Regions from separate parts of the Homo sapiens genome. Here all the other regions are linked to region 2. The links are chromatin loops, found by intact Hi-C in ENCODE. Cell type or tissue: endothelial cell of umbilical vein. All regions are shown on one strand.

Region 1 (2,500 bases), 87 kb before region 2:
AAGTTGGGGCCATGTGATTGAGCTCTAGACTAAAGAGTGTGGGCAGATACGTTATCTGCCACTTCCAGACCCATTGTAAAACCTCCTGGTGGTCTTCCTTGTTATTTATTCCCCCTTCTACTATGGCTTTGGTATGCATGGCAGCATAAATATGGCGGCATTAAAATATAGAAAGAACTTAGGTCCCTGAGTCACTTCATGGACTCCAGCAAATCACATTGGACTCTGATGTGTCAAGTAGTACCTTATAGTGTGTTAAACCATTAGATTTGGAAGAGAGGAAGCAGATTTGTTAAAAAGTTACTCTACCTTGACAAATTAGTTTACTTTGACTAATACATGTAATGAGTCCAAATGATCATTAGAGATTTTAATCATTCTAATCTCATAGATCTAGAAAAGGTGTGTTCATCTGCTTCTTGAGTCAGAAAGCACAAATAAGGAAGGTTATCATTATATGCCAACGGTGGGATCTCATAACTTCGGCCCCTGTTCCTTCTTTCCTTGTCTCATACCTAGTACTTCTTGCTGGTCATTTGATATGTTTTTTCTACTCTCTAGAACATCCCTACAAGGTAGGTATAATGATTTTCATTTTATAGATAAATAAATGGAGTCTCAGAGTTATTGCATGGCTTTCTCTTGGTAACACAAGTAGAAAGTAGTCTATCTCCCAAATCGTTCACTGGGATCCAATGTCATATATTCGATTCTGTAGTATGATTGTTCCCAAAACTCATATATTAGGTTAACAGACCTTCCTTTACTCTTTAGTCACCTCTCATAGTCTCTATCATGCTACCCGGGGAATAAGTCTATCAATGGTAATGGAGAGAACTCTAAACCACCATTCCAATATGTATGTTGATTTCTTATTGCTGTGGGAGATTAATTTTGTATTTATCCTGGAAATTAAATTTCTGTCAACTTGTGATATAAAATAGGTTGTTTTAATAAAAATCTGTCTTGGAGACTTGAAATACCAAACAATGTAATTAGCAGCATGATCAGAAAAGCCGAAGGAGAAGTTATACTTTCACAATGGAGCACTAGAGGGCCTCCTAACCTAGGTTTTCCAAATTAGTTATAACCCACTGTCTCTGGATGCTACATACACATTTATTTATGTCTCTTTTGCACACCTCACATTTTACACACATAAGTATATTTTAAAGGGAACTTTTCAAACGTAAACTCAGTACTTTTCTCATATTCATTAAAACAAGTGCATCATTATTAAAATGCAAATGCACACATACCAGATATATTTGATCATCTTCCTCCTAAAATTATTTCATGTCTTACATTTTGGAGTGGTCTGTATTACAGAAGTTCAGCTCCTGCTAACAGGACTTGCCTTTCTTTACTAACCCCTGTGTTCTCTTCCTCAAATCTATTTCCACATTTAGTGCCTTGGGAATGAGCTGCCAGGATACTTTGCCCAAACATACCACTAAAGTGTGTAAATAGATCATGTAATCTCTGGGCCTGCTTTTGAGGGTATAAAATGAAGGGCTTGAGCTATATTGGTGGTTCTGAATCTCAGCTGCACATAAGAATTACTCTATAAGCTTGAAAAAAAATGCTTGAGTTCCACCTCAGGCTAATTAAATCAGAATTTGGGGAGTGAGGGGTAGTAGGACCAAGGCATCAATAAAGTTTAAGAGCCCACTCAGTGGTACTAATTTATAGCTAAGGCTGAGAATGACCTAACTACATTGCCTGTGAGGTCTAGTCTATTTCCCACATTCCTAGGCTGTATCTCGGCTGGCCTGACATAAACGTTCAGATGCACAGCCTACAAAAGCTTAGGTTTTCCACCTTACTTGAGTCTCAATTATCTCACTTTAAAATTCATTCCTAGAAATAGGGTTTCCTTCTTCAATTAACCATCTGCAAGACCAGGATGAATGGACAGAGGTATTTTATATACCTCTTCTCTATGCACCGCTGTGGAGATGAGATCTTGTACATATACTACAAACTCATTTTTGACAAGGATGATAATTTTTAAAAGAGAAAGACCAACTCTTTAGGATACCAGCATTGATTGTCCTCTATTAGGGTGACTGACTTGAAAGCCTAGGAATAATGCAGAAGGTATATACATTTGCTACATTAATCAACACTGGCATAGTCTGAGTTTAGAATCTATTGGATGCTGTAAGTTACCATGTATTTGCTTAAAACCCAGTAGGTGCCATTTTTGCCTGCAATTGCAGCACATCTTTAGCTGCAGGGAGTAAACTCAACTAGCACTGGCTTTGGGTACTTATGGTGCCTATTTAATAGGAGTCCAAAAGACTCCTATTAAAGATGCTAACTTTGTCCTTTACTTATGCTTACTAAGCGCCTCTACCAAATCTAAACTAAAAATTTGATTTGTGGCATTTATACTTCAACCTGAATAGAAGTTGCCCTATTTTCCCTGTAGAGATGAGCCCTTTCCCTCCATGTAAGAAGGAACTAACAGGAGGCACACACGTTGGACTCATTCTAT
Region 2 (2,500 bases):
GAAAACATTTATTTACAGTGGGCTTTGTTTTCATTGATTAAAAAAAAAAGGAACCACCAAAACTGTTCTTGCTAGAATTCAAAAAGACAATGAAAAGCTCATCTCCATAGTCTCTGAGGAATAAAATAGCTTGGGTGTGGTTATGTTTGGTGATTTAGCATGCTGAGTTAATTATTTTTCTTTTCTTTTCTTGAGACAGGGTCTCTCTCTGTTGCCCAGGCTGGAGTGCAGTGGCACCATCACAGCTCACTGTAACCTTGAACTCCTGGGCTCAAATGATCCACCCATCTCAGCCTCCCGAGTAGCTGGGACTACAGGCACATGCACCACCAAGTTTGACTTTTTCTGGGGAGGGGGGATGAGTGTCTTACTAGGTTTCCCAGGCTAGTCTGGAACTCCAGGGCTCAAGCGATTTTCCTGCCTTGGCTTCCCAAAGCACTGGGATTACAGGTGTGAGCCACTGCGCCTGGCCATTAAATTAATTCTTAAAAAAATGTCCTCCCTCTGGTTTTGGCAAGCAACTGAACTGAACTGAGACATAAATCTGTAGTCTTCGTTTTAGATTGCAGTTGAATTCATGAAGTAAAAATGTGCTTCTGACATGGTATTTTAAAAAAATGAACAACTGCTCTGTCTCAGCTGGCATGTCCTAAAAGAAGACAGCATCTGGATAAAATTCAACATAGAATTTTAGCTTTTGTGGCATTTTGAATAAAAACAGTTGGCCAAACAACTACCTATTTAAATTATTGAAAGCTGATGATTACAAATAATACTTCTGGCTGATAATTAGAGTGGAAGTAGAAATCATTCAGAATGCTATGAGGTTGGACAGGATTCCAGAATTAGTTTTCCCTTAAATAGAGTGTTGCAGACAAAAGCAGTTTGGTCTTCAAAGAGCGAGTATTCTTAAACCATTGCATTCACCAATGGGGGCTATGAAGATGTGGGTTAATTTACTTAACACTTCAGAGGTTTGGAGTTTTCAGACAGCCGCAAAGATGAGGCCAAATCGAGATTAAAATTGCTCATTCTTCTCTTGTTCTTTTCAAACACAATAACATCACGTTCTTAGAAGATGACTTGCCATACAGAGCTTTTTATTTGAGACCCAACACGGTAAAGAAACAAGGATACAATCCTCTTTGTAAAACAAAATGTAATTGAAAACAGCCACTAGAGGGCAGTGAAAATACTGGGGATGTTGCAATGCAAGTCCTTTGATCAGAACCTTAAAATGAAAGCTGTTTTGCAGGATTTTGAAAGCATTTGATTGTTTAGCAAATGAGAGACCTGAGGGGTGGGGGTGGGGGTAGAAGCAAGAGAAGAAAGTATCTTCTTGATCATATTAATGTAACATTAATGAAAGACAGCACTACCACGTCTGGCCCGAGCCTTCAGGACGACAGTTGTAGGACAGTGATTCAGCACAGATGATGTAATGAGGTCAGTCCCCCAATTCACTCTGTAATTTAACCCTGCCTACAATAGATCAAGGAGGCTGGGCAACCGTAACACAACAAAACACAAATCATTGGCATTCGACCTTACAGAACATTCAAAAGCAACAGTATTGGTAGGTTGTTTGCTGAGTGTGTGTGTGTGTGTGTGTGTGTGTGTGTGTGTGTCTGTTTAATGCAAGCAATGTCTTTTTAAAAGATTGTGAAGTCAGAATTATTACTTTAAAAAAAAATTCCCACAGCTCCATTTAACCCACGCTATTTGTGGGAGGTGAGAAAGAAATGACTCACATGATCGCTAAAATGCTTGTGAAAATGCAGATAAAATGGTGACAGACATTGAAACATTCAGCTCTGATTCTTTAAAAATCCTTGCAAAAAGAGAATTGGGCTGGAGGTAGGGAGGGTACAATCAAGAATTAATTCTAAGCACTCTGCAGAATCTTAGACCTTAAAGCTAGAAAGCATTTTAAGGTCCTCTGCATCATACAATATTTTCCATATTTCCAGCCTATAATTTTGCTTTTAGCCATTTCAAAGTAGAAAAATCTCTATACTGTGCTAGTACATCAAGAAGCAGTTCTCAAATCAGCTACCACTGAATTGACTATGGAAATGTGGCTGTAGATACAATTTGCAATTGTCAAAAGCAACCAAAGAATCTTTAGGGACTCTAGGCATAGGTGTAGTGAATAAGCACAGAAGTCATAGCCAACCCACTTTTATTTTCTAAAGCAGAGAACTCTGGCAACCAGTGTTGTGAGTTCCGTGGATGGCATGCTGGCTCCTTGAAGGAAAAGGCTCTTAGACACACTCAAGCTTGAACACACTCAAGCTTGAACGATGATGAGAAATAACCATATCCTTATTCTTCAGAGTAAAATGATTCATCCTAACTTGTTGACAGTAAAGAGAAAAAGTGTGATTCTTAGGTCCATGACAGTTTCTCCAATCATCTATCTAAAACATAGCTGCGATTGATTTATTGAACATATTTACTCATATATTTTTGTCAATAAGTACATATTTTTCATATAGGC
Region 3 (2,500 bases), 480 kb after region 2:
GCCTTTGTGAACAGGGAAAAAGCATGTGTGTAGTTTTGGAACATCACTCTTTGTATAGCCTGCCAACTATTTAAAAAATAAAACATCTTACAGGAACTATAATTCCAGGTAATTCATTAAGTGCCACCACAGCAGACCATAAAACTGGATAAGACTTCCTAAGACTTGATTTTTTTCTCCAATTTTTAAGGAGCCACCAATATTGAGGGTTCCAAATAAAGTTAGTAGGTTTCTTCACTGTGTTTTCCTCTACATGCAACAATATATTAGATGACACTTTGTGGGTATACTTACTTAACTAATTTTGTGCCAGATTAATGAGGAGATATATTCACTCTAAAGCCCTAGTCAGACTAAAAATGTATAAATTTTATACATCTACAACATTTTTTTGAGACGGAGTCTCACTCTGTTGCCAGGCTGGAGTGCAGTGGTGCGATCTTGGCTCGTGGGAACCTCCACCTCCTGGATTCAAGTGATTCTCCTGCCTCAGCCTCCCAAGTAGCTGGGACTACAGGCATGCTCCACCACAACCAGCTAATTTTTGTATTTTCAGTAGAGACGGGGTTTCACCATGTTGGCCAGGCTGGTCTCGAACTCCTGACCTCAAGTGATCCGTCCACCTTGGCCTCCCAAAGTATGTGTTAGGATTACAGGCATAAGCCACCGCACCCAGCCTACATCTATAACAATAGCAAAATAGAAACTGCATTTAAGTTGTACTTAAGTTATAATTAAAGTAAATCACATTAAGTCATATTGCTCAAAGGGCAGCAAAACTTAATTGGCAGATTTCTGCGTGGCTATGTTTTGGTTTCTCAACTACTATTTTGAAAGCATGTTCTTGAATCATCTTCACCTGAAAGCTCTACATCTTGTAAGTAGAGCTGACAGGTTTAATTCTTAAGAAATACTTTTGTAAATGTTAATGCTGTCTGTGCTGTAGTTACCTGACTTTATGATGCTTTCTGTCTTCATTTAATTAAGATTCTTAGGAACAATGAAAAATCTTGAATGCTTTTTTTTTGAGACGGAGTCTCGCTCTGTCGCCCAGGCTGGAGTGCAGTGGCGCCATCTCAGCTCACTGCAACCTCTGCCTCCTGGGTTCAAGTGATTCTCCTGCCTTAGCCTCACGTGTAGCTGGGATTACAGGCATGGACCACCACCCCTAGCTTTTTTTTTTTTTTTTTAATTTTAGGAGAAACGGGGTTTCACCACATTGGCCAGGCTGGTCTTGAACTCCCGACCTTCAGTGATCCTTCCACCACCTCAGTTTCGCAAAGTGATAGGATTACAGGCGTAAGCCACTGTGCCTACTCAAAAATCTTGAATGCTTTTTTCACATAACTATTAGAATCTTGTTTAAAAGTTCCAGGTACAGATATCCTCATTTGTTTTCCCTGCATAACCAAGTTCTTTGATTTGCAGTTGACCAAAACTTGGTACAAGAATCTTTGTCTCTTCAAGGCAGTTCTGGAAATCCAAAATCCTGTAGTTTTTCCAGAGCAATTTCCTGAGTTTGGTAGAAGTTCGTGTTGCCTGAGTTTAGCCACTAGATGGTGATAATGCACAGATCCAAGTTTTCTTGTAACATTGTGAAAACAATTAGCAGGTTAAAGAGGCAGTATTAATTTGGAATATTTAGGCATTATTATAAGGAGTCGACAGGCTAAAGGAGGCGTGAAAGAAAGTTCTCCCTCTGTATTTGAGGAAGATATCTGGTGACTGGGTTATTTTCAGACTGTTGTGGGACTACAGTTGAAAAAAAAAAACCCAGCAAAAATGAATTCCTAGACAAAATAAGACCAAAGACACATAAAATACAAGCTCCAATTTTTTTAATTAGACCCAACAGAAACAAAAACACTCCAATAAATTGTTTATAAAAGCTTCCTGTCAGTATCTGTACTTATTTCCTCACAGACCAGTAACATCTGGTTGGCAGGCACTGGTCTGAGGACCACACTTCGGTGCTAAAAGCCTGTACTATAGTGCATCCAATTCAGTCAGCAGAACCGGGGTTCAAGACCTGACTTCATTACTACTAGCTGGATAGCCAGAGAAAGATCACTTAGCCTTTCTAAGGTCCACTTTACTCATTTGGATCAGGTTAATTATATCTATGATTAAGCTTTCTGTGAGAGCTCAATAATAATGTACTAACCTCTCAGGAAGTACTTGAAAGTTGAAACTGAATCACATAATTGGTACATTTACATATTAAACGTGAATTGTTTTATCTGATATCTACTCCATCTTCTTACTGAATGGTGTTTTCTCCTTGAATAGAAACGTGTTCAGTTGATCATCAAATACTTAAAGGACCTTGAAAGCTTGTCTGGCTCTAATTAAAGCACAGCTACTTGGTGATCTTAACAGAAACCTGTCCTCTCTCGGAGAAGTGCAACCTCTTCCACTGCGCTGACAGCTTTGTGGGAAGAGGGAGAACTACAGGAAACAATGAAGAAGTCAGAAGGTGCCTGTTTACCCAAACGTGTCT

The links. Peaks named below come from ENCODE experiments on the same cell type or tissue, not always from the same donor. Only the 100,000 strongest peaks of a DNase experiment are listed, where the experiment ranks them.
Region 1: a loop joins it to region 2, with 5 times the contacts of the local background. A loop is called at or near these places in 3 of 110 quality-filtered maps.
Region 3: a loop joins it to region 2, with 6 times the contacts of the local background. A loop is called at or near these places in 3 of 110 quality-filtered maps.

The regions. Positions count from the first base shown.
Region 1 is chr13:77,564,414-77,566,913 of GRCh38, reverse strand. The region is part of intron 5 of SCEL (sciellin); the gene reads right to left. Among named protein-coding and RNA genes, the nearest start is that of SCEL, 30 kb to the right of the region's middle. In endothelial cell of umbilical vein, a CTCF peak has its summit at 1,038; a DNase peak (open chromatin) is centred at 1,053; H3K27me3 peaks cover 223 bases.
Region 2 is chr13:77,477,272-77,479,771 of GRCh38, reverse strand. No RefSeq gene overlaps it. Among named protein-coding and RNA genes, the nearest start is that of SCEL, 57 kb to the left of the region's middle. RefSeq lists enhancers at 664-1,306, 1,307-1,951. In endothelial cell of umbilical vein, a CTCF peak has its summit at 1,198 (motif pointing right); a DNase peak (open chromatin) is centred at 1,381; H3K4me3 peaks cover 537 bases; H3K27ac peaks cover 288 bases; H3K27me3 peaks cover 262 bases.
Region 3 is chr13:77,001,839-77,004,338 of GRCh38, reverse strand. It overlaps CLN5 (CLN5 lysosomal BMP synthase), which reads right to left. Exons shown (of 4, transcript NM_006493.4): 4 at 1-2,500. Among named protein-coding and RNA genes, the nearest start is that of CLN5, 11 kb to the right of the region's middle. In endothelial cell of umbilical vein, a CTCF peak has its summit at 1,541 (motif pointing right); a DNase peak (open chromatin) is centred at 1,568.